Linked DNA regions of Homo sapiens: region 1 is linked to region 2. The links are chromatin loops, found by intact Hi-C in ENCODE. Cell type or tissue: HCT116. All regions are shown on one strand. Links, peaks and the distances in the headings refer to the core of each region. The heading gives the core; the rest is flanking DNA. Region 1 has its middle 120 kb from the start of COL21A1. Region 2 holds the start of PRIM2 (DNA primase subunit 2).

What was found. Peaks named below come from ENCODE experiments on the same cell type or tissue, not always from the same donor. Only the 100,000 strongest peaks of a DNase experiment are listed, where the experiment ranks them.
Region 1: a loop joins it to region 2, with 5 times the contacts of the local background. A loop is called at or near these places in 3 of 110 quality-filtered maps.

Annotation. Positions count from the first base shown.
Region 1 is chr6:56,360,395-56,376,961 of GRCh38, forward strand. It overlaps a transcript of COL21A1 not described here. Among named protein-coding and RNA genes, the nearest start is that of COL21A1, 120 kb to the left of the region's middle. In HCT116, for the core only: a CTCF peak has its summit at 9,820; DNase peaks (open chromatin) are centred at 9,847 and 10,387; H3K4me3 peaks cover 351 bases.
Region 2 is chr6:57,307,771-57,324,337 of GRCh38, forward strand. PRIM2 (DNA primase subunit 2) reads left to right here and starts at 9,860. Exons shown (of 14, transcript NM_000947.5): 1 at 9,860-9,931; 2 at 10,667-10,829; 3 at 12,687-12,790; 4 at 16,431-16,510. The coding sequence starts at 10,676. RefSeq lists a silencer at 8,945-8,994. In HCT116, for the core only: a CTCF peak has its summit at 8,904; DNase peaks (open chromatin) are centred at 6,261, 8,911 and 9,811; H3K4me3 peaks cover 2,846 bases; H3K27ac peaks cover 2,496 bases.

The sequences.
Region 1 (16,567 bases), core at 5,592-13,591, 950 kb before region 2:
TGAACAGGCCCTTTTATTAAATATGAGAAGAGTCTAAGCCATAATAAACACTGTGAACCTGAGGACTCAGAGTGATGATGTGGTGGCAAGAGTTAACAGAAATAGAAACCAAAATGGAAGGGGATGGAATAATGCAATAGCAACAGGTAAAAACGTTTTTGCAAAAAGTTGCCAGCATGAATTTAAAAAGGCATTGAAAAGATTTAAAACCAAAATCGTGTAGGTTGACAACACCAAATACATACGGTATCTTTCCAGGGCACCATCCCTAAAATAAGTGGAAATGTATCTAAATAACAGAAATATGATTCTATAAGTCTCAGGTAGAAAGGATGCTGGAATTATTATCAGCAACAACCCTCACCTTTTTTCTTATTTGTATTTTTAGATCTAAGAATATTGGATTTAAATATTAACCAAATAGGCTGGGCGCAGTGGCTCATGCCTGTAATCACAGCACTTTGGGAGGCCAAGGTGGGCAGATCACCTGAAGTCAGGAGTTCAAGACCAGTCTGGCCATCATGGGGAAACTCCGTCTCTACTAAAAATACGAAAATAAGCCAGGTTGTGGTGACGCGTGCCTGTAATCCCAGCTACTTAGGAGGCTGAGAATCGCTCAAACCTGGGAGGTGGAGGTTGCAGTGAGCCAAGATTGCGCCACTGCACTCCAGCCTTAGTGACAGAGCAAGACTCCGTCTCAATCAATCAATCAATCAATATTAACCAAATAAAGGGCATAAGACAGCAAGTCAGAGACTTTCGGGTTTTATGATTTGCTTGTTCTGTGGTTGGGAGAGGTAACTCAAGTTTGTTGACTCTCAGTTCTCTACACTGTAAAACGAGGATGAGACTAAACTACATCCTCAAAAGCAGAGCCAGTGGGATGTCCGTCTCCTGAGTTTCTTCCATGTCATGCTCCGTCTCATAAAAGAATAACCAGGGTATTCAGTGATCATGATTTTGTTTGCAGGTTGCACAACTATTTGCTTAATTTTATTTTTAATATTATAAACATTATTGGAAAACAAGCCTAAAGTTGGAAATAACCTAAATGCTCAGTGACAAAGGATTATTTTTCATCCTTATAATCCATTCAGTGGACTATCAGGTACCTGTTTGAAATGATGTAGAAGATTATCCAGTGGCTTAAGGAAAACACTTGGTTACTACAGGAAGATAAAGAAGCTCCAAATCAGAATAACTACAATTTTGGTTTTAAAAATAATGGCACCAAAATGGTAATAATAGGAAACTCTGGTTGGCAGAATTATTTTAAATTAGGAACGAAAGATCCAAGCATAAAAAAAAATCAAAAAGTCAAAGCAGTTATCTCTGTGGGGTTATGAGTGATGGCTGCGTATGTGCGTGTGCGTGTGTGTGTGTGGTGTGTGTGTGTGTGTTCTTTTCTACAACATAAACAACACAAAGGCAACCAATATCTCTTTAAGTAGCATTTCTACTGAAGCCTGTGTAAGGAAGCACAGCTCAAAGTGTCCATGGTTCATCCACAAGGATATCAAGCATTGTTTTCAAACAGACGTAACCTTTTCCTTTGGCTCTCTGGCTGTTTGGCCTTCCATCAGGAACAGTCACCTTCCTGGTCACTAAGAGGATATGAATCAGGTCTCCAGGTTAACTGAACACAATGAGCGCTTGCCCCTGGAAACCCTTGCCCAATCCACCCCCGACCCGTCCACCATCTCCTACTACCACAGGGGCACCCTGAAATTGCCAGATGACAAACCATTGACAAGTAGCAAGTTCAGCCAAGCTAGAGAGATACTAGCAGTATAGCAAGTGAAAAAAATTATATAAAGTATGATCTCATTTATTATATTTTAAATGTATAATCGTGTCTGAAGAAAACTCACTAAAATGTTAACCATGGTTATCTCTGTGTGGTGGGACTATGAGTGCCTTAAGTTTTCTTATTTTTGCTTAGCTCTATTTTCTAAATTTTCTACAATAAGTATGTATTATTTTTTAATTTTAAATAAAATAAGTAATTTTGCCAATTTGATCAAGCCAATAATTTGGGATCCCTGATTTATAAATAGACCAGTAGGTAAAGGACTCAATGGTTTAAAATATTGAGACTTTTACTAAATTTGTTCAAATACATTTTACTAAATTTACTCAAAGTAGCAGTGGCCCCATGTTTAAGAAACGCTGATTTTGGCTCTCCCTCTGACATCTCCTTCTCGGCCTTTCCTTCAAAGATATGCTCCTCCCCCAGTCCACTTACCATGAAGACACCTCTCTCTACTTTCCACACGGGCACAACCCCTCTCATTCCTGAATTCCTGCCAGCATTTATACACAGTCTGCCTGGATCAGCCCTCCCCACTCCCACCACCTCTACCACCTAGGCCCCTCTGTTAAGAACCTCAGCAGCCTTCTCTTGTTGCTGTGCAAGTCCCTAGCTGTTTGTGTGTTTGATCCCAGGTCCCGGGCCGGTGCGTATTTGAAAACTTTATTAATTCTTCCACTTGGCAGCAAACCCTACCCCCCACGCCCACATTGCCCCTTATATTTCCAGGGCTTATCACAATGATGCCTTTCTCCCACCTTCTTTGCAACATCTCTGCCCTGAATCTCCATCAGGGCCAGGCACTACCAAAAGCCAGAAGAGACAATCAGTAACTTCTTTGGGGCATTCTTCCTAGAAACATGAATGTTTGACATCTGTTATGCACAGCCTTCAAAATGAGTGTCCTACATATGTGCCCAAGAAATGGAGAGACAAATTGTCCTCTCTAAACTCATAAACGAATGCATGATTTTGGAGAGCAAAGCTCACTTCCTAGCCTTCTGGGAACCAGGCTTAGGCCTCGTTCTCCTAAGTGTCTCAGACAGCAGAAGCAGCAGGTCATATACACGTAATAAGTATCATGTGTATGGAGCTTTTTATTTGCAGTGATTGCACACTTATCGTCTATTTTAATCTGCACAGCCCTGTGAGGTATGTTTTCATATCTTCATTTTTCTGATCTGAAAACTGAGGCTTACAGAGGTTAAGTCACTCAGCAGAGGCCACACCACTAGGAAATGATAGAATGAGACTTGAATCCAGGTCTTTGGACTCATTTAGGTGGTCCTGTTGTGCCACAGATCACTGTGGGAGCCATTTTGAGGTCAGTCACCCTGTGGCATTACCAGGTGATTGTGTGTTTCAGAAGATTTGCTTCATCCAGAGATAAGTGAAGTTCCTAGGAGGGGCCATCAGGACTGAGAGGGAGGTATTGGGTAATATTTGTCCATTTAAACTCACCTTGGACATTTGGGGTGAGGAGATCTTATACTGAACAGGTCTGTCCTGTGTGTTTCAGGAAGCTTAGCATCACTGCTCTCTGCCTGATAAAATCTGACTGGACAACCCAAAATACCCCCCGACACATTCCCAAACAACCCCCAAGGGGACTGTGCCTTCCTTGGAAGAGAACTACTTCAGAAATCTGAGAACCTCTGATTTAAAAGCAAGAATGCCTATATTGCTAATAGGTGACAAGTCAGAACAAAAATTAGATCAATGGGCAGGTAATTACTGGGACAGACAGACCTGGACAAACTCAGAGTTTGCACTGGACAGCAAATTTGATGGCTGACATAATCAGCAAGCGTTCAATAGGTTGGAAAGCTGCCAAGATAAGTGCATTATGAGCACAATGAGTGTTGTGTGATTTCATTAGAATAGAAAAAACAAATATCTACATCTTTGACGGAGTGTGTGCCTCTCCCAGTTGTCCCTTGAGTTGCTGCTGATGAGCTCTTTAGTGCCCCAGCCCCTCATTAATGTTAAATTCTTTGTAATTGGCAGAGGGAACCATCGAGACAGTACTAATGGATCCTGGCAGAAGTAGCAGTGTCAGGTGCTGTAAATGAGAAAACCTAGGCGGCGACCTTTCAGAAAAGAGGCAGGCAAAAATTAAAACCCTCAATGATTCCTCTACCTCCATGGAAACAAACAGTTTCTTTGACTAGCACACAATGCTTTTTCACAGATATTATCTTCAAGGGCCATTTTCTCCTGGATGCTGTTAACAGATGAATAAGGTTTCCCATTTGTCTAGAAGAGAGGATTGTGTGCTAGACCCTTTGGGGAGACCCTCTCCCATAAATCCAACTTATCTCCATCCATAGCAAACCATCTGAATGGCACAGGCAGCTGGTGAAAGGGGCTTTGTGCTATGCTGCTTTTCCCATCACAAGCCTTGCCTGGTTCTCAGACAGCTGAGCTTGGTGCCCTTCATTTTATCTTGCCTGGCTTTAGGGCAACAATTTACTTCTCCCTCAGTAAAGACTACAAAGAGCAGCTATGATTTTTTTCTACCCAATTTGCTAGATGTTATCTCTCTCTGTAAAGAGCCCAGGAAAAAAAAAAAAAAAAGATTCAGAAATTTAAGCAGTCTATTTTCTCACACAGAGGACACAGTCTCTTTTACCACAGCTATTATTGGGCACCATTTAAGGCTTATACAAGAAGGATTATATGAGTTTCAAGAAAGTATTTTGGTTCCATTTTTGTTTCTGAGTCACTGGTGAGTTGAATACTCTATGAACTCTGTGAGCATGTGTAAAATCCTTTCCCCAAGAGACGACTCTGGGATGCTCATGTTATTGCCCCAGAACTTTGCTTCATACATAACATGTCCAGGAAACATACTTCTTGGGGTTCCTAACATGGATTAAGGCAACCCCTTTAATCTCAGGAATCCTAAACCACCAGGAATCAAATTTATCAGGAATAAAAACAATTACAGCTCACCACAAACCTCTCCCCCACATTTTCAAATCTCTATTAATCTTAAATAGCTATCTACACTTGACCAAAATGACTCACAGGAATAAATCATCTTATCCTCTGTATTGTCGAATATTCCCCCACATAAAAGCTTGCATAATGGATTATTTCCTAAACTGAGGACTAGAATTCTTCTACTCCCCTAATGGCTAGACAAGGAAGAAAAGCAGACCTGTGTACCTTTCAACTTCTTCTTGATTCTAAGTTCAGCACTAACTTATATGCTGCAAAGAATAGTTTAATATAAATAATTTTCTGGTATAATCCTACCCTTACCATTTAACTTCTTGGTTCTTGAATCTTTTTTTTCGTGGTTTTGCTATTTTATTGCTTAGGATGTCTTAATGTAAGCTGCCTCCCCTCCCCTTTAGCTATAGGTAGGACATAAATTCAGTGTTTATAATTTTCTAAAATATTCCTGTCTCAATTCTATTCCCAATAGTCTAATGCACTAAAGTTACCAGGCCTCCCAAAGTTATAAAACTGTGGGTTCCAATGTGGTAATAAAATGCTCCCACCATTCTTATATGTCAATGCCTCACAGACTGGGAGGGTGGTGAGTGGGTATGACATCGAGCAGTTTCATTGACCTGATGGGTTTAACTCTGAATCTTTACACCATGTATAACAACCACTTCTTTCCAAGCCTGTTTTCCTTTCACTATAGCCCCTTATAGATTAAGATGCCACCTCAGTATATGGAAGGATTTTTTTAGGACTGCAAGAAGAATTCTAATCCCTAAAAAAGAATAAAAAGACAACCTTTCTTCCTGGCTTTTTTGGAAAACCCAAATGTCACAATTAGAAATGCAATCTTTGACTTAGAGATTTGTCTTACTTGAAAATTCAAGGAAAAGGTTAATGCAAATGTGTCTCTCACCTTATAGCATTTACCCTTGTATGTTATGGAGTTTACTGGATTCCTTTTCTGCAATTAGATTTGATAGAGGGAAAGAGATAAAAAGGATGTAGACACTGAAGCCACAGCAGGAGGGAACGTGCAAAAAAGAACTAAAAGGTGAGACAGTCTCGCTCAACATACAAAACCCTGATTACAACACAGCCTCGCCAAGTCTGAGCCTGAGCAGTGCTCTCCCTCCTCCCATAACAACCCTCTCTGCAAGTCAGAGATCACTGGTCTTATACTAGGACTGACTTTTAGCTTTGACAGCCAAGTACCGCAGCAGGAAAATCTGACGAGTGTCTGGTTGGGATCATGTCAATTCTCAGAAGCTGAGAATCAGGAGTAAGAATGGGCTACTCCCATTTGAAAATAAATATGTTTTTTAGAATGCAGAAAAAATCCCAATGTACAACTAAGTAGTGCCAAAAAAGCAACTAGCTGGGAGGAAGATGTCATGTAAAGTCATATTTCTCTCTTCTCTTGCAAGCAATAGATCTTGTGGAGCTCTGCCCCCTCTGTCAGGTTACAAAGGGAGCATTCTCTACTCTTGAGGCCCTGTGGCAGGAGCAATTAGGTTGATGGGATTTGGTCTGAACTGCAGGCCAACACCTCTCAAAAGGATAAATTCAAGTTTCTTCCAGATGAGTGTTTCCACACTTCCACGAGTGGAAAACTGTTTCACAGCAAGAAAAACAGCACAACACTTTTAGCAACTATTGCAGCAATAGTTTGTAAGATGGTTTCATTCCCATTGGGCCAGTTTGCGTGCTTAGCAGAACTGTTCAACCATGTAAGTATAACTGTACTTCTAAGATTTTAGGGTGTCCTTTGTACTATTAAAAACACATCCGTCTAAACCTTACCTCAATTTACTTAACAAAAAATATAATCTTTTCAGAGTTAGACCTTTACTAGAATGGTAAATATTTTAAGACTATGTAAGGTCTCTGTGATCTTACAAATAAATACAAGTTTTAATGGCTCATCAGAAACATGTTAATTTAGTAGCTTTTCCATTTTAGTTAAAATCAACTTTAAAATATTTAGAATTGATTTAAAATGCCATTATTCACTGATTACTGTTCATATATAATATATGGGAAATCACTTTCAAATGCTGATTGTTGTTTACACAATAGCCTCTCCCTTCCTCCTGGCTGGTAGAATCTCAATACTCTTTGCTTGCATGTTCACGCCTTCCCTATGTGATCCAAGTCTAAACTGATTGGTCTGAACCAACTACAGTCAGTTTATTTCCTTTGCCAGTGATTAGTCTGGGAGTGGGCAATTGGTTTAGATCTGGCCAATGACCTGTGAAGGACAGTCTTCTGAAGACTACTAGAAAAAATTTCCTCCCTCTCAAGAGAAACAAGAGAAAACACTCCCACTCTTCTACAGTATAATTTTGTGTCTACAAAGGACGCTTTGAGACAATAAGGGGAGATAACCAATCCCTCTCAGACCCTGAGAATGGCAGAGCAGCAGAAAGTAGGAACCTAAATGACCAAGCCAATGAATTCATCTTCTCTGGAACATTAACCTCTGAATTCCTTGTTATGTAAGTTAGTAAATATCCTCATTGTTTAAGCTAATTCATCTAGTTTTCTATTACTTGGAACTGAGACAATTTTTTGTTTTTTTGTATTTCTTTGTCACCCAGGCTGGAGTGCAGTGGAGGAATCACAGCTCACTGCAGCCTCGAACTCCTGAGCACAAGAGATCCTCCCGCCTCAGCCTCACGGGTAGCTGGGACTACAGGCATACGCCTCTGTGCCCAGCTATTTTTTAATTTTTTGTAGAGATGGAGTTTCCTTATGTTGCCCAGGTTGGTCTTGAATTCCTGGACTAAAGTGATCTGCCCACCTTGGCCTCCCAAAGTGCTGGAGTAACAGGAATGAGCCACTGCACCTGGAAGAAACAATTCTTAAAGGTATATCATAAACACCCAAAAGCATTTGCGCACAATCATTTCAATTAAACTACTGTGAAAAAAAATTTTAACCTTTTCTAATTTGTGCTAATCTCAGCACTCTAACCAGAAATTATTCAACAAGCTGTCCTTTGACTCAACTAAGCAGGGGGGTATTTGCAGAATATTTGTAATTTTTTATTTCATAAATAATTCTAAACATTAAAATAAGTTATTCTAGGACAACCTAACCATTTTAAATTATTCTCTCATTTGTTGAGCTATAATTTTTATATACTAGACAAATATAAAATTTTAAATCTCTGCACCTATACACATCAAAAGTGTGTTCTTCAGAGATGTGGACAAATCAAAAAGAATTGAAATGACACTTCTTTCATAAGATAATTTTAGGTGGATGATTACACAGCTTCATGCATTGCAGAGGAAAAAATTCAATGTGAAATGGCTTGATTTGTCTACAGTTAGAAGAAAATCTCGGTTAAGAGCACAACAGTGGCTATCCAGGGCAGTGACCACTTTGTTATTTGATTAAAATTCCAGTTGGTCATGGTTGGAACCAGGTTCTTACTCCACAACCTCTTCTCCTCACCCCCCTTAAAATTCACTTACATTCCTTTTGTTTCAGAGTTATCTGCCATTGGCTGCCAGGGAAAGTTTGTTTATATTTCTTGGGAACGAAGCTTCAAGGTCACTTCCTATCATTAATTCTCTGTGAGCAAGTGTCGCTTGGGACATTTCCTGTTCCTATTCTCAGTGGTGCTGAGGAAGAGAAATTTTCAATGGTCTCTAATTTTTAATCTTCTACAGCAGTCTTCAAATATATGCTGGATGCTGGTATACCATTCATTTTATTTAACTGTGACTATTTCAGTAGAAAAATGTCCACATAATTTCTCCATTAAAAATGTAATATGCTCACTGCTGAGACTCTATCTGTAGAATGGGCAGCATGGTATTTTCTGCCATCTTTGGAAACAAGCTAGGTGGAGTACAGATTGCTTAGAAATCAATGCAAATAAATACTAAGTATGAATCCAGAGTATCTACTATTAGCTGAATATCGAGAACCAATTGTTTTGGTCATCTTTCCTAACTATAGCCAAAAGACAAAATTCAATTCAAAACACTTAAGTAAAAGTGTTATTTTAATCATTGGTGGCTTTTTAAAGATGGAAATACTAGTAAAAAGTGGAAGGACTTACCCTAGAAGATAATGAAGGCATACTATAAAGTTATAATAGTTCAAGCAGTCTGATAACAGGGTAAGAATAGCCATAAGTCAATTCAAAACAAAATGAATACTAGATAAACGCAGGACCCATCAAAAACCATCCTACATATCACACAGCAAAAGAAATCTAAGATGTGAGAGGGTGTTATGTAAAATTGTGTCCATGAAAGAATCAAAATATTGATAAAAAAAGTGTCTGATGTTGAGACCCAGAGGCTTTTCTGGACATAAAGGTAGAAAAAAAATAAAGAAAAAAAACTGATGTATGTGACTGCAAAAGAATGTAAATCTTCCCATCTTAAAAGAATCCTGAACAAGATAAGAAAGGAAACAATTGTGAAAACTTTTTTTATAAGATATGATAAAAGGAGTTAATGTGTTCAACAGAGAGAGATCTTTTAAATCAATTAGAATTAATTCAATGTCTCCATCATAGAAATATGGGCAAAGGATGTAAATAGCCAATTCGCCAAAGAAGAATCACATAAATGGCCATAAATACGAAAAAATTGCTCAACCTCAATGATATTCAAACAGAAACTAATTAAAACAGCCACAGTAAATATTTATACAAAACCAATTGATATTCAGAGTGAATGTACAGCTATTAAAGGTAATCACACTCAGCTACTAAAACTTCTTTCATTTGAATTAAAAGCAAGGGAAATGCTCATGATATATTTTAATTGGAAAAGTATCATACAAAACAGTTTATGTTGAATGGTTGTAATTATTCAAAAATATATGCTTACGTGTAAACATAAGCTAGAAAAAGACTTGAGGCCATATAGGCGTTATCTCTAGGTGGTGAGATTTTAGGCTACTTTAAATTTCTTGTTATGCTTTTCTGTATTTGTCTTTTCCTTTATTAATCAAAAAAACAGAAAAGGTCAACGGCCCACATGGAGTCTGATCTCCAGGTCCTCGCCTACATTCACGTTCCCAGCAGTGGCCGCTTGAGGACACTAGGCTCCTGGATTGCCTGATTCAGATCCCGATCTGGAAAAACCTGTCTCTGTTCCCGGCCTTCCTCAGAGTTCAGCTTCCACCGGCATCACGTCCCTCTCTGAGCACACACCGTGAGAATTAATCAGAGCCTCTCTGTAAAATGTGAGATTTGTCAAATATATGAAAAGCTAAGCAATAAAATTTGACACACCAGCTAAATACAGGTGGTGTTAACATGCAGTTTAAAATAACTGCGGTCCCTCTGTGAGGGCACTGCACATGATTAACACAGAACTCTATCCTATAGCTGGTGTTATTCCTGCATTTTTCAAATGCTTTTACTTGGACCTTTTCAAAATAAACCGTACAATTGGGCTTTATGTGCTTATATGGCAAAGCTGCTCCCTATGATACCATCACAAGGCGAAAGCATAAAATCTAGTTAAGAGTTCTTGCCAAAACATGAATCAGTTGTAGCATAATATTCTGAACTCTGGTCTTCTTTTTTTCCATTCTCTAATATTTCTTCACATCACAGCCCAAACAATTGCTCATAATTAAACTGAGTGCAGGAACAGGCCCTGGCAGGAAATGTACTTGGCAAAGATCCAATAGCTCTTCATTGTCCTCCACACAGAACAATTACATCAGTTCCTTCCATTCCCAGAAAAAGAATGGATTTTGCAGAGCAACAGATGAAAATAAAAGGAAGGAGGCAGCTTATTTACATATTTCTAATCAGGTTAATATATAATCTTTTTATGGAAAAAGGAAATGCCTTGAAGAATTGAATGATCATCTTAAAAACCTGCTTTCCCTTCCTCTAGGATCTGCACCACATGCTGACCACAACTTCTGCTCACCAGTTACTCATGTCTGCTGAAAACCCTCCAGGTTCAAAGGGAAATTCAGCCAATAAGTGTGATATATTCCAGAGTCTGGAAGCTTCAAGAGAAGTTAAATGCCATCAAGTTGCTGTTTGAAAAGTTAAAAATGTATCGTCACTCAGTTCTTCAGCATCTGCTATTTATTCAGTAGATTCACTGAAAATCCTAATGCAGAAAGAGGATTTAGGGACTACATTTGTACACTGGGATAGGGTAAGATAAGAGACATCTTATGAGTTGTTTGGCTTCAGCTCATCTAAATGACAAGGAATCACAGCCCAATCTGCTGCATTCTGATGACCAATGCTTTATCAGCTTAAGGGCATGCCAGGAGAGTCAGGTGCCCAGCCCCACCTCAGGGGCAACCAAGGTGAAGAGATATCGGCCTTCAACCCAAGTTCCCCCCATTCACGTGGACCATCCCAGGCCTTTCCTCTTCTGCCTGTTCACCAGCTCCTGGGTAGACTGGAACTTCTCAGGGTTCCCCAGGAAAGGGCAGTTTGAGTAGAGGGGCCCATCCTCATAAATCCAAGAAGTGCCAGAGACATGCAGAATCTGCAGTTCAGCCTCTCATTGACATCAGATGAAAGAACACTATATCCACAGGAGTGTCTGAGCCATTCAGGAGAAGTGGGTACCATTTTGGGTGCCAAGAAGACCTTAGACTTTCCATTCATATGTTATTTGAATTCCTTGACCTTTCATCTATTTCTCCTGGGCTAAACCCCTAAAGGCCTCAGCTCCCTGGGCCATCAGAGAAGTGAAGATGATCGGACAAGCAGAAAGGAGTTTCCAGAATCCACACCCAAGTCCCTGCTCCACAGAGCTGGGCTGAGTCCCCTTGTGACTGGGTTGGACCCAAGAAACAGGGAGGCCAGAGGTGCTTAGCAAAGTGAAGGGGGACAAGGCAACAAGTATTGTGCCCCAGAAAATGAGGGGACAGCTCCAAGATGTTTATTCCCCCAGAGAATAAATCCTTGAGGTGTGTCCTACACCAGAACACTAATTCAACAGGGCCAGAGATATGCCAACTCCTGGAGAGGAAGGAGCCGGCTTCTAATCAAATGTTTACAAATGGATTCCTGTACAAATCCACAAATCTTAGAGACAGTCAAAGCAGACACTTTGACCCTGCAACTGGACATAGAGCATGGATTTCATGCTCTCATTAGCTGAGAACAGTATTCCTTGAAATACAGGAGACAGGAGCAAAATTAGAGAAAATCTGGATAATTTGATCTGAGAAAGCATTTACACAGGACAAGGAGAGACTGGCCAACCTACCAGGCTGGCTGACAGGAATGGTGGTTCTCTTCCTCCTCACTCAGGCTTGTCCATGTGTCAACGCATCAAGAGTATTCAGAAAGTATTGGCAGGGAGAACTCTGTAAAAATGCCCCAATAAAGAAGCAAGAATATGATTTCTACACTAATAATGAACACAGCACCATATAAGGCAGGAATTTCTTGTTTACAAGTGACAGACGCTCAACTCATAAGGGAGTATGTAACTAAAGCCAAAAAGGGAATTTATCAGCTTATGTAAGGCTGGAGTGGGGGGAAAAAAGCTTCAGGAACATCTAGATTCAGAGGCTTCAATAATGTCATCTGGGCTTTGTCTGTCTCTCCATCTCTTGGTTTTTCTCCCTCCTTTATGTTGGCTTAATTCTGCAGTCCAGTTCTCCCATGATAGGGAAGGTGGCTGTTGTAATGGTATTGGTCATTCTTTTGTTCTGTAGCATCTGGAACTCCTCTCTATGTTTAGGGAATTTCCTGCCTCATAACTCTTGGTGAGGCGTGTGCCCTCCCAGTATAAAAACTGAAAATGTCAGATGTTTGATTTCCCATATGCCTTTGCAGCTGGGGATCTGGCATATAACCCAGACTACCCCTAAATTTGGAGCTAGAAAGCAAAATAAAAAAAAAAAAGAAACTTTGAGGTCTTGTCCCTGTTGAACTCACATTTTGGGGGCAACAGCAGCAGCTGCTGCACTAATGTGATGTCCAGCATCCCAGGTTCAGTGTCAGGTCTGTGGGCTGGAGAGCTTAGGGCTCAGCCATGATGGCAATGGTGTCCTCACCGGACCAGGCCTGAGGCATAATTTAGAGCCATATTCCAGTTGGTGAACATAGTACCTGATGCTCTGGCCACCCTAGGGATTCCATCTGCTACTTACTAATAAGCTATTTTAAAAATTAATTTTTTTATTTAAAAATGTTTAGGCCAGGTGCAGTGGCTCATGCCTGTAATCCCAGCACTTTGGGAGGCCAAGACGGGTGGATCACTTGAGGTCAGGAGTTCAAGACCAGCCTGGCCAATATGGTGAAACCCCGCCTCTACTAAAAATACAAAAATTAGCCGGGTGTGGTGGCACATGCCTGTAGTCCCAGCTACTCGGGAGGCTGAGGCAGAAGAATCACTTGAACCCAGGAGGCAGAGGTTTCAGTGAGCTGAGATCGGGCCACTGTATTCCAGCCTGGGTGACAGAGCGAGACTCTGTCTCAAAAAACAAACAAACAAAAAAGTTTAACTGACATATAAAATTGTACCTATTTATCTTGTATAACATGTTTTGAAATATGTATACATAGTGGAATGACTAAATCAAGACAATTAACATATGCATTACCTCACATACTTTTTTTGTACTGAAAACACTTCAAATCTACTGTCTTAGCAATTTTCAAGAATATAATACATTATTATTAACCAGTGAGGGTATTTTAAAATAGGTTTCTTGAACTTATTGTTTCTGTGTAACGGAAATTGTATATCCTTTGACCAACATCTCCTCGTAAACAGGCTTTTAATAAATTTATTTTCTGCTTAAATCATCCAGAGTGGATTTCTACAGCTTCCAAATAAGAACCTGACTACAAATAGCTGCCCCAGATTCACACCTTCCCAACTTAGCCACCCTATTTTAAAAGGAGTGTGTCTCTTCCAGTGTGTACATCAATCCAGGAAAAGATTTTTATTGATCTCTTAAGGGTCACATGCTCACTTCTACCCCAGACATGTTGCTAGAGGAAGGATACTTTCTTTTTGGCACGACTTGTATGAAATATCCATTTCTATGGCTAAGGATGATGGAGCTCATGGAAGACCACCTTACAAAGACCTTACGGAATGGATGAAGTGACATTTCCCCAAGAAAAGAGGCATCCATGATAAGCATTTTCCTCTTACATAGAATTTTTTTCCTATTTACCAGCCTTTTGACAGCCACAAATGCCAAGCTGCAAATAATTGAAGACATCTTGTTTGCTAATTCTACCTCCCCAGTAGAACAAAATAGGATATTTTAAAGTGAAAGAACCAAGAAATATGATAAGTAAAAGGGATCTTGTGTGTAGGATTTCTCAAACTAAGATATATTACATTGGGAGGCCCAGGCTAGCGGATCACAAGGTCAAGAGATTGAGACCATCCTGGCCAACATGGTGAAACCCCATCTCTACTGAAACTACAAAATTAGCTGGGCATGGTGGCGCGTACCTGGAGTCCCAGCTACTCGGGAAGCTGAGGCAGGAGAATCTCTTGAACCCGGGAGGCGGAGTTTGCAGTGAGCCAAGATCGCATCACTGCACTCCAGCCTTGTGACAGAGTGAGACTTCGTCTCAAAAAAAAAAAAAAAAAAAAAAGATATTATATTTTCATGTCTCCAAACCTTGGAATGTTTGTAAAAAAGACATTCAGTAACATCTAGGTATTATTAGGAAATCACTGCTTCTAAACAAAATCCCTCCCTCCCTCCCATCTAATTACTCATTTCTGGTCACCTAGAACTTGGTGAGATTCTTTAGACTCTCATGAACAGATGATTCTCCAGGTGGAAATTTGCCAGGAAACTTTGCTGAGGGAAATAAACAGTTTCAACCCTCATCTAGTGTCACTGTCCCAGAGAACAGGAATCCCACCACATGCCTGAGTAGAGCCTTACATGATGCCAGAACTCTTGGGACATATGGACTCAGCCAGAGGCAGAAAGCCAGTTTGAAAGAAAAGTGAGAGAACGCCAGAGCCAAAGGGGAAAAAGAGAAAGAATGTTAGAGACCGAGAAAGGAAAAGTATGAAATTACATCAAGGTCAGCAAAACCCTAGTATAAATAGTAACAGCTGTATGCTGAGTCCCCACAGGAGTCTGTCCTGGATATTTTCCACTTGGCCCTCCAGATCCACCCTCCTCACTTCTCCACCCAGCTCTCTAACTGAGGAGGCTGAACCGTATGGACTGACTGAATCAGCTCCTTGTCCACTCGCTTCCAATTGAGTTCAGCCAGTGGTAGGCACCCGTGGAAGAAGGATAGGAGGAAAGTGAGTCTGAGATTATTTTCCCTGCCTCCTTCCTGGCCAGATGACAGCTCTCACCAAGCAGTCTTCTCTGGAAAGGCACGGCCTCCAGGTTCTAGTCACCTCCCCTTCTTCTTGCCCTGTCAGGATGAGGGTGGTGGGCACTCTCTGCTGTTCTAGTCCAGTGCATGGTGCCATTATTTTATGGTTCCCCTAAGCCCTGCCCACACTTTGTAACAAGTCCCTTTACACAGTGGTTTTCATATTCCTTAGTCACATCATTTGTTCATGCCATCAGGTTCCTGCCAGGACCACGACTGATGCAAAATCAAATCAAAATATTCCCTGAAAGACTTCATTATTGACCACATGTGGCTTGGGGTGGGTGTGGGGGAGAGCTCATGGGGAAATTAAAGGCAGGAAGAAAGCAAGTTGAATGAGAATGAGGGTAGCAGACATATTGCATTCAGTTTAGACATGTTCTTATGTGGCCTCCAGGTATAGATATCAAATATGTTCATAGCTGGAGGGTTCACTTTTAGAGATGGAAGTTTAGTGCTTAACATGTTGGAAGTAAATAAAACTAGTGGATTTGGTTGTTTAGGAAACAACAATAGGGTAAGAAGAGCTGCGGGTAGCTGACGTATTCTCCAGAACATAGATGTTTAATGGGTAAAAGGAAGACTCGCTTCTGACAAGGAGTGCTCAAGAAGTGGGATAAAACAAGTAGAGTGATGTCACCCAAGCCACAGGAGTAGAGGGTTTTAAGAGGAAAAAACTAGCTAGCTAACACTGTATATCCAATAAGAGGTCTCTTAAGATAAGGATTAAAACCTCTCCACTGGCTGCAACATTTGAGAAGACAAGTATAACCTTTGGCATAACAGTTTCCAAGGAGTGGGACTGTGGACACCAGCTTACTGTGAAACCCACAGTGAAGAGAAAACGGAGGAAGAGGAGGCAGGATGAGAAGACATGCTTTTGGAAAGCTTGGCTGAGAAAAGAAGCATGAGTAAGAAATACCAGTAACCAGAGTGGTAACAAGGTAAAGAAAGTTTTTTTTTTTTTAATGAAATGTGAGAATATTTATATGCAGAGGGGAATAAATCAGTAGAGAAGGAGAGTTTCAACCTGCCAGAGAACAAAGAGAGGCAGGCTCTAGCAAGTTGAACTTGGATTCAAGAAACTTCATCCTTCATCTATAAGGGGGAAAAGTAAGGCTAAGTAGATATCTAGACAAATCTTTTAGAGATAGGGGAGAAGTCAAGACATTTTATACTTTATGGCTTCAATTTTCTCCATAAGTTAAGAGCTATGAAAATTTGATGTGAAGTGTTGAAATAGGATAGGGGTCTTGAGATTTTGAATAGTTACAGAAAATAAAAAGGAGGAGACAGAGCAAGATGGTAGAATAGAAGGCTCCACCAATCGACGCCCACCCCCCACCCCCCCCAAACAAGGACACCAATTTAACAACTGTCTATAGAAAAAAATCACCTTCATAAGAACCAAAAATCAGGTGGGCACCCACAGTACTTGGTTTTAACTTCATATCACTAAAAGAGTCACA
Region 2 (16,567 bases), core at 4,418-12,417:
GAGGGGATAAATACATTGATCTCACTTTCTTCTCTTCTTCCTATTTCCTTTTGGGGCTTTTAATTGACCTAACCTAACTGGAAGCAGAAAGCACAGAAATCTGTTTATATGGTCCATTCATTTAAGAACACAGAGCAGGGGAGGGGGCTAGAGTGGTTTTAGGTGATGGGGTGGGAAAAGGAAAATATCCAGCATATACAGTATTGTCCTATGACTTGCTTTTTTAGTTAACATTATATTTATGTGATTCATCCATGTCGATATGCTTACTGTAATTGTAGTAGTTCATTCATTTTTCACTTAAAAAATTCCATTGTATGAATACACCAGAATTTATTTATCTATTTCTTTTTCTTTTTTTCTCTCTTTTTTTTTTTGAGACAAGGTCTTGCTGTGTCTCCCAGCAGGAGTGCAGTGGCAGGATCATGGCTCATGGCAGCCTCCCAGCCTCAGGTGATCCTCCCACCTCAGCCCCCAGAGTAGCTGGGACTACAGGCTCGTGCCACCATATCTGGCTAATTTTTGTATTTTTTGTAGAGGCAGGGTTTCACCGTGTTGCTCAGGCTGGTCTCAAACTCCTGGGCTCCAGTGTTCCACCCTCCTCAGCCTCCCATAGTGTTGGGATTACAGGTGTGAGCCACTGTGCCTGGCCCAGTTTATCCATTTCTGATGATGGATGGTTTCCAGTGTTTGAGTATTTTGATATTGCCACGAATGTTCTTGTTCATGTTTTTTGATGTCTACGCTCAAAACTTTCTCTAGAGAATATACCTAGACTAGAATCACATAGTGGGATAAAGAGTCATATGTTTTCAAATTTACCAGGTAATGCCACATTTTTCAAAGTAGTTGTATCAATTAACAGTTTTACTTATAGTACACGAGTTCCTAGTCAACACGCAATATTTTCAAACTTTGAAACTTTTGTCCATCTGGCACCTGTAGAATATTATCTCATTGTGGTTTTAATTTGCATTTCTTCAATTACTAATGTAATTAAACATATTTACATATGTTTATTTATCATTTACATTTCCTTCATTGTGAAATACTTGTTCAGGTTCCCTTTCTCTTTTCTACTGTTTATTTTATTTTATTTTTCTTTTTTTTAATTTTACTTTAAGTTCTGAGATACATGTGCAGAATGTGCAGTTTTTTTGTTTGTTTATTTTTTTTTTTAGTATTTATTGATCATTCTTGGGTGTTTCTCAGAGAGGGGGATGTGGCAGGGTCATAGGATAATAGTGGAGAGAAGGTCAGCAGATAAACACGAGAACAAAGGTCTCTGGTTTTCCTAGGCAGAGGTCCCTGCGGCCTTCGGCCCTGTTTGTGTCCCTGGGTACTTGAGATTAGGGAGTGGTGATGACTCTTTTTTTTTTTTTATTATACTTTAAGTTTTAGGGTACATGTACACATTGTGCAGGTTAGTTACATATGTATACATGTGCCATGCTGGTGCACTGCACCCACTAACTCGTCATCTAGCATTAGGTATATCTCCCAATGCTATCCCTCCCCCCTCCCCCCACCCCACCACAGTCCCCAGAGTGTGATATTCCCCTTCCTGTGTCCATGTGATCTCATTGTTCAATTCCCACCTATGAGTGAGAATATGCGGTGTTTGGTTTTTTGTTCTTGCAATAGTTTACTGAGAATGATGATTTCCAATTTCATCCATATCCCTACAAAGGACATGAACTCATCATTTTTTATGGCTGCATAGTATTCCATGGTGTATATGTGCCACATTTTCTTAATCCAGTCTATCACACATTTTCTTAATCCAGTCTATCATTGTTGGACATTTGGGTTGGTTCCAAGTCTTTGCTATTGTGAATAATGCTGCAATAAACATACGTGTGCATGTGTCTTTACAGCAGCATGATTTATAGTCCTTTGGGTATATACCCAGTAATGGGATGGCTGGGTCAAATGGTATTTCTAGTTCTAGATCCCTGAGGAATCGCCACACTGACTTCCACAATGGTTGAACTAGTTTACAGTCCCACTAACAGTGTAAAAGTGTTCCTATTTCTCCACATCCTCTCTAGCACCTGTTGTTTCCTGACTTTTTAATGATTGCCATTCTAACTGGTGTGAGATGGTATCTCATTATGGACTTCACGTCCAAAACACCAAAAGCAATGGCAACAAAAGACAAAATTGACAAATGGGATCTAATTAAACTAAAGAGCTTCTGCATAGCAAAAGAAACTACCATCAGAGTGAACAGGCAACCTACAAAATGGGAGAAAATTTTCGCAACCTACTCATCTGACAAAGGGCTAATATCCAGAATCTACAATGAACTCAAACAAATTTACAAGAAAAAAACAAACAACCCCATCAAAAAGTGGGCAAAGGACATGAACAGACACTTCTCAAAAGAAGACATTTATGCAGCCAAAAAACACATGAAAAAATGCTCATCATCACTGGTCATCAGAGAAATGCAAATCAAAACCACAATGTGGTGATGACTCTTAACAAGCATGCTGCCTTCAAGCATCTGTTTAACAAAGCACATCTTGCACCGCCCTTAATCCATTTAACCCTGAGTTGACACAGCACATGTTTCAGAGAGCAGGGGGTTGAGGGTAAGGTTATAGATTAACAGCATCCCAAGGCAGAAGAATTTTTCTTAGTACAGAACAAAATGGAGTCTCCTATGTCTACTTCTTTCTACACAGACACGGTAACAATCTGATCTCTCTTTCTTTTCCCCGCATTTCTCCCTTTTCTTTTCGACAAAACCACCATCGTCATCATGGCCCGTTCTGGATGATTGCTGTCTCTTTGGAGCTGTTGGGTACACTTCCCAGATGGGGCGGCCGGGCAGAGGCGTTCCTCACATCCCAGACGGGGTGGCGGCCGGGCAGAGGCGCTCCTCACCTCCCAGACGGGGCGGCCAGGCAGAGACACCCCTCACCTCCCAGATGGGGTGGCCGGGCAGAGGCGCCCACTTCCCAGACGGGGTGGCCAGGCAGAGGCGCTCCCCACCTCCCAGACAAAGAGCGGCCAGGCAGAGGCGCCCCTCACTTTCCAGGCAGGGCAGCCGGGCAGAGACTCCCCTCACCTCCCAGACAGGGCAGCAGCTGGGCAGAGGCGCTCCTCACTTCCCAGACGGGGTGGCGGCCGGGCAGAGACACCCCTCGCCTCCCAAACGGGGAGGGGCCGGGCAGAGGCGCTCCCCACCTCCCAGACGAAGGGCGGCCGGGCAGAGACGCCCCTCACTTCCTAGTCTAGGCGGCCGGGCAGAGACACCCGTCACCTCCCAGACAGGGTGGCGGCCGGGCAGAGGTGCCCCTCACTTCCCAGACGGGGTGGTGGCCGGGCAGAGATGCCCCTCACCTCCCAGACGGGGCGGCCGTGCAGAGGCGCCCCTCACCTCCCGGACGGGGCGGCCGGGCAGAGGCGCCCCTCACCTCCCAGACGGGGCGGCCGGGCAGAGGCGCTCCTCACCTCCCGGACGGGGCATCCGGGCAGAGGCGCTCCTCACTTCCCAGACGGGGCGGCCGGGCAGAGGCGCTCCTCACTTTCCATTCAGGGCAACCAGGCAGAGGCGCTCCTCACTTCCTCCCAGACGGGGCGGCGGGGCAGAGGCACTCCTCACTTCCCAGAGGGGGCGGCCAGGCAGAGGTGCTCTTCACTTCCCATTCGGGGCAGCCGGGCAGAGGTGCTCCTCACTTCCTCCCAGACTGGGCGGCCGGGCAGAGGCGCTTCTCACGTCCCAGACAATGGGCGGCCAGGCAGAGACGTTCCTCACTTCCTAGAGGGGGCGGCGGGGCAGAGGGGCTCCTTACATCCCAGACGATGGGTGGCCAGGCAGAGACGCTGCTCACTTCCTAGACGGGGTGACCGGCGGGCAGAGGCTGTAATCTTAGCATTTTGGGAGGCCAAGGCAGGCCGCTGGGAGGTGGAAGTTGTAGCGAGCCGAGATCAAGCCACTGCACTCCAGCCTGGGCAACATTGAGCATTGAGTGAGCGAGACTCCGTCTGCAATCCCAGCACCTCGGGAGGCGGAGGCGGGCAGATCATCCGAGGCCAGGAGCTGGAGACCAGCCCGGTCAACACGGCGAAACCCCGTCTCCACCAAAAATACAAAAACCAGTCAGGAGTGGCGGCGCGTGCCTGGCAGGCCGAGGCGGGAGAATCACCGGAGCCCGAGGCAGGGAGGTTGCAGCGAGCCGAGATCATGGCGGTACAGTCCAGGCTCCGCAAGAAAGGGAGACCGTAGAAAGGGGAGAGGGGAGAGGGGAGACGGGAGAGGGGAGAGGGGAGAGGGGAGAGGGGAGAGGGGGGAGAGGGCTTTTCTACTGTTTTTTATTTTTTTCTTATTATCTTGATACTAACAATGACCCTGTGTTAATTTTATCATCTCGCAATTTGTGGATATCTAAAAAACTGTGTATTTATGTACTTTAAAAAGTTTTATGTACTTTTAAAAAGGTCAAGTGTGGTGGCTTATGCCTGTAATCTTAGCACTTTGGGAGGCCGAGGCAGGAGGATTGCTTGAGTCCAGAAGTTCAAGACCAGCCTGAGCAACATAGTGCAGCCCCATCTCTACAAAAAAATTTAAAAATCAGCCAGTCTTGGTGGCATGTGCCTGCAGTCCTAGCTATTTGGGAGGCTCAGCTGGGAGGATCGCTTGAGTCCAGGAGGTGGAGGCTGCAGTGGGCAGTGATAGCATCACTGCACTCCAGCCTGGGCAACAGGAAACCCTGTCTTGAAAAAACAAATGAACAGAAACTCCCTCCCCATGCAAAATCCCTTAAGTTCTTAATTTAATGTAGTTAAAATGATCAATCTTTCTCTTTTTAGCTTGTTTTTTTAAAAAAAGTTTAAAATATACATAACACAAAATTTACCATTTTAACCATTTGTAAGTGTACAGTTCAGTGGCATTAACTACGTTCACATTATTGTGCAACTATCACCATTATCCATCTCCAGAACTGCTTATGCTTTTTCTTAATGTCTTGTTAAATAAATTCTTTGGACCATCAAGACCATAAAGACCGTCTATATATTTGTTTTAAATTCTTAAAATTTTGCCTTTCATATACAAGTTCTTAAATCATCTGGAATTGATTTTTTATATAGTAGGAGGTAGGGAATACATTTTTCCTCCCTATAGACAGCCAATTGTCCCAGCACCATTTAGAATTGTCTATTTTTTTCTTCCATTGATTTGTACGGTGGATCTGTCATATACTAAGTTTCCTCATAGGTGTGGGACCATGTTTGGGTTTTCTATTCTGTTCCATTGATTGATGACTTTATTCTTGTACCAATATTGTAATGTCTTAAATACTAATGAATTAAGATTAGCCTTCCATCTGCCTGAAATGCTATTCTCCTAAAGATAGACATGACTAAATCCCAAGTTTTCTTCTGGTCTCTGTTTCATGGCCACATTCTTAGCCAGCCTTTCCTGGCTATCTTTTCTAAAATTTCATTATCTCCTTGAAAAACTTTACATTCTTCTTTTCTGATTAATTTCTTTCTGTTTAGTAGTTGTTATCTAACATAATTATTTATGTCTTTAACTTGTTTATTGTCTCTCTTCCCCATTAGAAGATTTATAAGAGCAGGATTTTTTGGCTCTCTCATCATTCTCATATCCCCAGCATAGAAAATGTTGCCTGGCACTTAGTAAGTGTTTAATTACTATTTCTGGAACACACCAAATAATGCTGATATATGGAAGGGTAGTGTTTCTTCACCGTGCTACCATTAAGAATGTGCTTTCTGTCAGTTCTCCTGCTCCTTGATTTTGACTAATAAAGCAATCTAAAGCAAATGGAGAGAGAATGAAGTGCTTTCTTTAGGTTGTTTCCCAGCCAACTCCGAGAGGTAGGCAGTGAAATGGGGAGGGTGGAGGGCCAGAGGTTGGCTAACTCTGCATTAGCTTTTATGGGTCAGCTATCTTGCTGGAAATACCTCATGTTCTCTGCTTTTCATGGCAAACACAGCTGGTAGGACCTAGAATTTACAGCATGCTTACTCAGTAAAGAAGCTTACCACGCCTTTGGTTTTCAGGGCGACACACCCCGCTCAGAAGAGGAATGAACACTCACTTAGATTTACCAAGCATGGCAACTAAATTCTCAGCTGTAAGTGTGACACTTTTTGGGATAGAAGTTCTGGAGCTGTGGAGGAGTTATCTCAGGGTGAATGCCACGTGGGGCAGTCTGTCTGTAGCTGGGTAATGCCCAAGGCAGGCACTGAATTGAGCAGTGATGATTCATGGAAATTCTGCCAGAGAAGGTACTCTGTGCTTTATTACAGGCTAAACTAGGAAGCCAACTCATTCTGGAAGGAATGTGTATAATGTTTTCAGATGAGGACTTGAAGTTTTATAGGTTGGAGTCACATTTGATTCAAACCATCTGTTTAATGGGAAGCTGAACCCAGCATTTTTTTTCATATGTCTCTCACAGTATTCAACAATTCAGTATGGGCTGGGCGCAGTGGCTCACGCCTATAATCCCAGCACTTAGGGAGGCCGAGGCAGGTGGATCACCTGAGGTCAGGAGTCTGAGACCAGCCTGGCCAACGTGGTGAAACCCCGTCTCTACTAAAAAAGCAAAAAAATAGCTGGGCATGGTGGCAGGCGCCTGTAATCCCAGCTACTCGGGAGGCTGAGGTAGGAGAATTGCCTGAACCCAGGAGTTGGAGGTTGCAATGAGCCGAGATCATGCTACTGCACTCCAGCCTGGGCAACAGAGCGAGACTTCGTCTCAAAAAACAAAACAAAACCAAAGAAAAAACAAAAACAATTCAGTTTCATAAGTATTTATTGAGGGCCCATGGAGTGCCAGGCACTGGGGTCACAGAAATGAATGAAACAGTCATCCCTGTTTTTGAGATGCTATGGTTCAGTGGAAGTAAAACTTACATGTTTATGTATGTTTTCCTTCCCATGATTGTGAGGTCAATGTCTGTATTTACAAGAATCTTGGTTGCCAGGGCTGAGCATTGTGTCAATCAATTTTTTGTAGATGAAGTGAATACATGAAAGAGCTCACAGTGATTTACTGAACATGGCTGCTGAAATGTATAACATTATTGTGCATTATTGCTACCGTGATATGCGGATTTATATTGCAATTGCCTCTGGATTCAGAAAAACACCCTTCACAGTGAGGTAGTGACCAAAACTGTGGCATTAGGAAACAATAAAAATGCTGGAATAGCTGACCAACACAGGGTATTTTGTTCCCCGGGGCTTAAAATCAGTTTTTAATATGATGAAAAGGCAGCTATTATGTGACATAGTAAGATATTGGTATGTTAAGCATGAACATATATTTCCAGTTTTCTCTGAGCTGGTCATGAAATGACACTGGCTACTTCGTCTTTTAATTGGGCAGATATTGTAGGAAGTACTTTGGGGATCACAGAGATGAACAAAAGGGCTCATCCAAAGAAAGCTTAAAACCTAGTAGTGCTGGAATTCTTAACTAGCCACATATGGTGATCTTGAACCTCTTGAAATAGTATAGATGTGTGTGTAGGTGCATTTTTCTGAAGAGAGCTTTCATCACATTGTCCAGTGGTTCATAGACCTAATTAACATCCCTCTACTACAGAAGTTCTTAATCTTGATCTTCCAAAAGATAAAGAACTTCTGTAGTAGAGGGCTATAATTATTTAAAGAACTACACCATATGGGAGTCATGAAGAGCCTCAGGGGTTTAAATGAGGAGCAAAACAGGTGGCAACACTGAGTAGTTTCATTATAAAATCCTTGACAATTTTGCAGGAGAAAATTTCTTTGCCTCTAGTGATAAAAACATTTTTCATATTTAACAGTAGTTATTTTTTCTATGAGTTACCTCTTCTTCTTCTTGTCCTATTTTTCTGTTTGTGTCTTAGGATTTTTTTCCTAATGAGTTAACTTCTTTGTATCCTGATGGCATTAACCTTTTCGATGTTATACTTTTGGTAGACCTTTCTCTAGTTTGATGAGTGCAAAATACTTCTGTGAATTTTTTACATGCATAATTTTATACTTTTTATGGTCAAGTCTTTATATCTTTTTTCTTTGTAATTTATAATATTTAAATTTGTTTGCTATCCAGAGATAAGATATTCATGTAAATATTCTTATGGTCTGTGATGCAGGTTTTTTCAGGCAGTTTATATGCTTTCAGGTGTCTTCTTTGGACCACGTGATGTATTTGTATTACGTATTTGTATTATGTATTTAATACAGAGAGGAAGAAATGAGGTGAAGCTCTGCTGTCATATTACTGGAATTGGTGTAGTGAGATCGTTAGCACAGTGGGGCCTGGAGAGTTTCTCTGGGTTTGAACATGGCTCTGACATTTTGTGTCCTTTTGACTTCATTTAACTTCTCTGTTCTTCAGTTTCCGTATCTAGAAAATACGTTTAATATAATAACCTTTGGGAGGCCGAGGTGGGCGGATCACGAGGTCAGGAGTTCGAGACCAGCTTGCCAACATGGTGAAACCCCATCTTTACTAAAAATACAAAAATTAGCCAGGCGCCTGTAATCCCAGCTATTTGGGAGGCTGAGGCAGGAGAATCGCTTGAATCCCGGAGGCGGAGGTTGCAGTGAGCCAAGATCGCTCCACTGCACTCCAGCCTGGGCGACAGAACAAGACTCTGTCTCGGGTATTGGTGGTGGGTCGGGGGGAATAACCTATCTTATGTGGTTATGATAATAAAATGAGTTGATATGTAAACCACTTAGAACAGGTCCTGATATAAAGTCAGTGCCAGCCACAGTTTAGTCCAGGCTGGGTAGATGCTTTGAAGCTTGATATTGTTTCAATGTACTTTGCATTTCTAAAAACGTGAACATTTCAAAGCATTCATTTGATCTCCTAAGGACTACCTATACCGGAGCCTCATTCCAGCACATTTGTAAGCGAGGCACGCCTCCTAGAGGCCACGAGTGAAGTTAATTTCCAGTTCTCGAAAATCTTACAGACAGCGGAGAACTGGTGTGGTGGCTCTGACGCCCCGCTTGTGAGTCTGCAGTCGGACATCTGGAAAGTAAGCGGCACGTCCGCGTGATTTCCAGTGCTTCATCTTCTTCCACCCTACCTTCCCTCCGAGGCTGGGTTCTTCTAATTCCTGTAGATTGCAGAGCGATTCCTGCGAATGTGCCTTCTTTCATTCATTCTAGTTCATTCCACAGATAATTCAGCTGCGCGCTTCCTCTGTGCGAGGCATTGCCGGAGAGCGGGGAGCGAATTGAACGTGGAACCTGCCAGTAGGGGCTTGCCGCCCAATACGAAATTCAAAATATGTATTGTATGTAGACGGGCAAACTAACGAGGATCTTGTAACTTGTTTTCTCATCTGCCAAATGGGGGTAATACGATCTTATAGGACCTTATAGGTCGCTGAAAGATTAAACGAGCGGAAAAAAAAGAGCCCCTAATAGTGAGCTAGGTGCAAAAAAGATCCTAATGCCTTTTTTCCTCATTCCTCCCCAGATTGAAAGTGATGAGTGCCAGCCCTGAGGGTTAAAGCGCCATATTTTCCTCAATATAGGGAATATTTGTTAGTGTCCCCAGACGAAGTTACATTGGTTCAATTTTCGGCGTGTGGGAGTTTTCGCCACTAGCATTCAGCACCCCAGTTTCAACCGTTAAAGCTACCGACTCCACATACAGGAAATGCATCTTAAAATTTGGAAAAAAAATCCCCAAAACACTGACATCCAAACACTTTAAAGCTGCCAAGGTGGACGGAACACCTTGAATTCCCAGACGCGCTCCACTGAGCATGCCCAGAGCCTCAGGCCAAACCCCCTCCTACCCGCCAAGGGGAGGTGGGGCAGGGCTGGCCTTCTGTGCTAGTCACTTCCTCTTCCGGTTTCATATGAACTCTCCCGCCACCCGGGAACAGTGGCTGCCACCGTTTGTGTTTTCCCGAGTTTGAATTCTTGCAGGTAGGGGAAACTTCCGCGAATTTAGGACAGAGAGCAATCCTGTTATTAAGGCTTGCAAGTCGAGAGAAAGGAGAGATGGATCACTTTGCAGGCAGCAGTAGCAGAAGGACAGACTTGGCGGGTTGGTTGTTTGGGGCAGACACCCAGGTACCAGGGAGGAGTTGGGGAGAGATAGGTTTGCCAGTGGAGTGAGGAGGGGTGTTGGGGATGGAACTTTTGTAAGGCACTTGTGGATGCTCCCGAAAAGGAGTTCCGAAAGACAGTTGCTCTGTTTCCCAGAGTCATAACAGAGGAAGTGAGTAACTGGACCCAGTCCATCAAGTAAGACCCTCATTTAGCCAGAACCTACAGCACTTTCCTCTAAGTTCAGGATTGCAGACCACGTAAAACCTTATGTTAACTCTTGGGATCGTAAAGATCCAAGAACAGTGACACACAGGCCTATAATGAGCAGGCAACATCACCTGACTTTCATGTTGCTGAAAATTAGGATCACCACCTGCATCTGCTCTAGCGCCTCTCCCACCCCCATTACAAAATTATTATAGGTGTATTGTAGAAAATCTGGAAACGAGAGAAGGACATCACCCAGGAATTGCCACTGCTAACATTTTGTGCATGCCCTCAAATCCATTTTTTTTCTGTGTTTGTGGAATTATTTTTTCGTGTTTTTTCTTTTTTTTCCCCCAACTTTGTTTTCCATCATTTTACGCTTTTTGTGTACTTCCTTCTAAGGTGACCAAGATGGAGTTTTCTGGAAGAAAGTGGAGGAAGCTGAGGTTGGCAGGTGACCAGAGGAATGCTTCCTACCCTCATTGCCTTCAGTTTTACTTGCAGCCACCTTCTGAAAACATATCTTTAATAGAATTTGAAAACTTGGCTATTGATAGAGTTAAATGTAAGTACTATTTAAATTAGAATGTATATATTCTTGAGAAGCTCACTTACCCTTTGTGAGAATGAATGAAGGTAATTCATTTCCTTCATTCAGCAATCCATTCAACAAGTATTTATTGAGGTAATTCATATCCTTCATTCAGCAATCCATTCAACAAATATTTGTTGAGGGTTTGGTACTCATTCATTTATTTATTGTACAATGCATATTATTGAGTGCCATTATGTTCTAGGTGGCAGGGATTTTGAGATGAATAATGTTATTTTTTGTTGAAGTTTTATTCTAGTACATGGAGACAGACATCCAAAATAATAGTCATAATTCAGTATTTTAACTGCTCTAGTAGAAGTAAATGGTAGTGCTGTTGAAACAAAGAAGTGGGAGTGACTGACTTAGTCTTATTAAATGAGCTTCTTAGAGAAGTTGAAATGTGATCTGGACATACTGAAGAATGAGTAGAAATTTTCCAGCAGAGAAGAAGTGAAGAGTTTTTCCAAGCTGAGATAATGGCCTATGCAAAGGCTTGGAGCATGAAAGAGAATTTCATATTTGAGCTAACAGTAACAAGTTCAGGAATTCAGGGTGGATGGAGAAGTATGGAGGGCATTTTGTGCCATGCTAATGATATGATATTGGGGTGTAAGAAGGATGTGGCCACCGTCCTGGGGGCCTACTTAATCCTCAGTGTGTTGCTAGAGAAAAGAATGGGCTAGACATGAATTGAAACAGAAACACTAGCGTTGTCTTCAGAGTTTATGTTCCAGGATATCCCTGTGGGGAAATCAGAAGGAAAGGTGAGATACTGTTAATCATTCTTAGAGGAGCAGGGTAAGCACTGCTAATACAGAGAGGAGGCACTCAGTGCCTGTGTGTTGAATGAAAGAATGAAGACAAGGGAGAAAAGGGTTTTAGAAAGCTTAGCAGTGTCAATACTTCATAGGGATTAAGATGGTGATTGAAAAGTGTCCCTTGGGTTTGGCACTTGAGGTGAAATGATAAGGGCCTGAACTATGATAATGACAATGGCAGTGGTAGGAAGGGAGAGAGTTAAGGGATACTGAGGAGTTAGCATTGATAGGATTTGGTGACTGGATATGAGGAGTGAGGGAGCAGGTGTGGAGTGGCTGCAGTTCCTGCTTGGATGATCTGATGCATGGAAACTCTGCTGCTGGAGATGGGCATGGCAGGACGAAGAGTAGGAATGAGGGGAGGATAATTAATTTGGATACCCATACCTGTGGGACATGGGGTTTATGTTCAGGAGACAATTAGAAGTTCTTCATTCTTGACTTCAAAAATGCCTCCAGAGAATAATTCATCTGAGGAAAGATTGATATGGTGCTTTAGGAACCTTTGAACAGTATGTAGCATCTGTTCAGGATGGTTCATTTGGCTGTTTGGATGGCCTTTCTTCTTCACTGTTGTGCTCTGTCCTCGGCTTCATCAGGAAAGGAAGGGATGCTTTTTTTCTGTTGAATCTATGCCAAGTAAATGATGCCTACTGCCTAACAGGCAGCTCCCATACGAAGGATGCAAACAAGGAGTGCCTAGTTTTTTTTTCCATACTGACATACTTTTCTGTTCCTCAGGAATGATTATTCACCATCCATCCCTCTTCCCTGATTGAGAATCCCTGGTATTAAATTATGCTGTGGGACATGGATATTTTCTGCACATAGATGGACATTATCCTCTTATAAGCATATGTAGTTTATATGATGTCGTTACAGGAAATAAACTGGCAATTACCTGTCATGTTCTGTAAACAAGTAATTATGGAATTGCCCTCCATAGATTTTGTCTTGGATTTAGTTTTAAAACATTATCTTGCATTTATACCTTTTTTCTTTTTTTTAGTGTTAAAATCAGTTGAAAATCTTGGAGTGAGCTATGTGAAAGGAACTGAACAATACCAGAGTAAGTTGGAGAGTGAGCTTCGGAAGCTCAAGTTTTCCTACAGAGTAAGTAAAAAAGGAAAAAAAAGTTCCTTCAGTTTCTATGCATTTATGTATTGAGTGTCACTTGTGGGAAAGATATTATATTAGGCACTGGGCTTTTATAAAGACTAATGTATCATTAGCCTGAAGGTTCTTCAGTGTATTAGGGGTGATTGACATGAAGTCAGATGATTATAATATGGCAGGGTTTCTCAACCTCAGGACTAACATCATTTTGGGTCTGATAATTCCTTGTTGCAGGGATTGTTCTGTGCACTGTAGGATGCTCAGTAGCATCTCTGGCTTCTACCCCTACATATTTCCAGACATGCCAAATGTATCCCGTGCAATACAGGATGATGACTGTGTTTATAGATGCATGCTCCAGGAACTCCAAAAACATACATAATTATGCAGCTCAGATTGGGGAGGTTTGGGAAGGCTTTCCAGAAGAGGTAGTAGTGGAGCTGCATGTTGACAGATGTGATTAGATTTTCATTTTGGGAAGATGACTGCCAGCAGCAGATTGACAGGGTCATGTCTGTTAGGAGGGAAACCAGTTAGAAGCCCGGAAATGATGAGAGTCTGAATTAAATGAGAGAAGGGGACCGGTTGAAGAGACATTAAGAAGGTAGAATCAAAAGGTTTTAGTGACTGATTGTAGGGGGAATGGAGAGAGAAGAGTTATAAATGACACCCAGGTTTCTAGTTAGGAAAATTAGTGGATGGTGGTAATATTTTGAGATGTGATATGCAGGAGGAGAAGCAAGTCTTGGAAGACGTAGAGTTTAGTTCTTAACATGAATTTGAGGTGCCTGTGGAGATGTCTAGTGGACAATTGGATATACAGGTCTGAATATACAGGAAGACATGTGGTGGGAGTAGATTTAGCAGAAGGTTGGAATCATCAGGAGTAGGTAAGAGCACCCTAGAAAAATATTTGAGTGAGAAGAGATGACAGTGGAAGTTAAGACATGAGGAATACCAATATTGAAGGTAAAGTGGAATTGGAGGAATTTGGGAAGGAGAATGGAAAGGAGCTTTCTCAGAAGTAGGAGATGAACCAGGATAGTAGTGTCATAGAAGCCAAGGAGGGCTAGAGTTTCAATAATAATGATCATGATATTAATAATGATAATAGGGAATAACAGCAGATATTTATATTAATAGTATGTTTGCTATGTACCAGATTTTGTTCTAAGTGCATTACATATATTAACCCATGTATGTAATTCATACAGCAGTCTTATGAGGTGGGTATTATTATCATCCCTATTTTACAGATACAGCCTATTTATTCACAGACTGAATAACTTGCCCAAGCTCATAAGATGGTAAATGGTGGAGCCAAGATTTGAATCTGGGTATTTTGTTTCTGTAGTGGTGCTTTTAACCACAATAGTTTCAGAAGCTTAAGATAGATTATGTAAGATGAATTGTACAGTGTCCATTGGATTTAGCAGCTGGATGGGCCCTTATAGATAGGGGCAGAGACCAGAACAATGACAGTGGTTGGAGAAGGAAGGTGGAGCGGTGGATATAGAAGATGTACTTTTTTAAAATGTGTAGCTGAAAAGAGAAGAGAAATAGGGCAGAATATAGGGGTTGTTTTAGGGAAAAGAGAAGATATACAAGCACACACTTGTACATATATGACAGGAGATACTTAAACATGTTTATAAGCTGAGCAGAAGATCTAGAATAGAATGGGGAAGAGGGGAGCTTGAAGTTGAAACTTTGAGAGAGCATTTGATAAGTCAGGGTCTTTAAGAGGCACAAGCAAATGGGTTGCGGGGTTTAGGTGCAGGAATTAGCTTTTCATATGGTTTGGCTGTGTCCCCACCCAAATCTCATCTTGAATTGTAGTTCCCATAATCCCCATGTGTCATGGGAGGGACCCGGTGGGAGGTAATTGAATCATGGGGGTGGTTACCCCCATGCTGCTATTCTAGATAGTGAGTTCTCACAAGATCTGATGGTTTTATAAGGGGCTTTTCCCTATTTTGCTCAGCACTTCTCCTTACTGCCACCATGTGAAGAAGGACGTGTTTGTTTCCCCTTCTGCCATGATTGTAAGTTTCCTGAGGTCTCCCCAGCCCTGGGGAACTGTGAGTCAGTTAAACCTCTTTCCTTTTATGGGTTTACTCAGTCTTGGGTATGTCTTTATTAGCAGCATGAGAATGGACTAATGTAGCTTTACATGCCAGGAAGAGGAGATGCTTTGTAGAGATGTATGGAAGGCAACACAACATGTGTATGCGGAAGCTTGGGACTGAAGGATTCTGCCTGGTAGCCTTTATTTTCTGTAAAGTAGGTGAAGTCATCTGTTCAGAGAGAAGGGAAAGGTGCTATAGTAGGGGTCTTGGGACAACTGGTGAAGACTGACGATTTTCTGAGAAGTGAGGAAGGAGATGATTTTGTGTCGAATCTCAACACTGCTGCTTACTCTGGACAAGCTTTGTGACCCTGAACAAGTTACATAACTTCTCTGTGCCTCAGTTTCCTTATCTGTAAAATAAGATTATAGTAGTGCCTCCCTCATAGGGTTTTTTTTTTTTTAAAGGATTAAATGGGTTCATGCCTTAAAAATTCTTAGGGCACCGCCTGGTACCTAGTGAGTGCTCAAGACATGTTTGTTCTTATTATTTTGGATCCAACTGTTGGTAAGGATCTAGTTGAGATTATAGGCCACGAAATTATATTTTCCAAATTCCCATAGTTGTGTTTTTTCTCCAGAGGTTCTTAGCATTTTGAGAATAGGACTGCAGAGTGTAGTTGTAGATTAAGAATCTAGGTTTTGCCAAATGGTTGAAATTAAAGAAGCTGAGGTTGGTGTAAGAAGTGGTTGAGGTGGTGAGCACCTTGGATATAGGCTGGATAAGAAGAAAATTAAAAGAGAGGGGTTGGTGGGAAGAAAATAGTGCGGTCCAAACTCAAGGGGTTTTGTCAAGATTAGTTTACTTCTCGGTTTCATCTGATTGATAGCTTAAGGTAAATGATAATTATCCTGAAAAGCATATTAAGAAATGTTTTGGCAATGAGAACACATGGACACAGGGAGGGGAACACCCCACACCAGGGCCTGTCAGGGGGTTGGGGTCAAGGGGAGAGACAGCATTAGGACAAATACCTAATGCATGTGGGGCTTAAAACCTAGATGACGGGCAGCAAACCACCATGGCACACGTATACCTATGTAACAAACCTGCACATTCTGCACATGTATCCCAGAACTTAAAGTAAAAAGGAAAAAAAAAAAAGAAATGTTTTGGGACTGGGTGTGGTGGCTCATGCCTGTAATTCTAGTGCTTTGAGGGACTAGAGTAGGAGTCTTGAAACCAGGAGTTCATAACCAGCCTAGGCAACATATTGAGACTCCATCATACAGAAGATAAAAAATTAGCGGGGCATGGTGGGTGTCGCTTGTAGTCCCAGCTGCTTGGGAGGTTGAGGCTGGAGGATCACTTGAGCCCAGGAGTTTGAAGTTACAGTGAGCTGTGATTGACCACTACTCTCCAGTCTGGGTGGTAGAGCAAGACCCCATCTCTAAAAAAAGAAATGTTTTTGAAACTTACTTTACCATTGGCTTAGGCTGGCTCAGTATTTCCTTACACCTCTTACCATTCTAATGCATTTATTTTATTCATGTGTCATTATTTTTAAGGAAAACTTAGAAGATGAATATGAACCACGAAGAAGAGATCATATTTCTCATTTTATTTTGCGGCTTGCTTATTGCCAGTCGTAAGTATATGTTTATATTCTCACAGTCAAATCTGGTGTCATGGGTTATAAATTGGT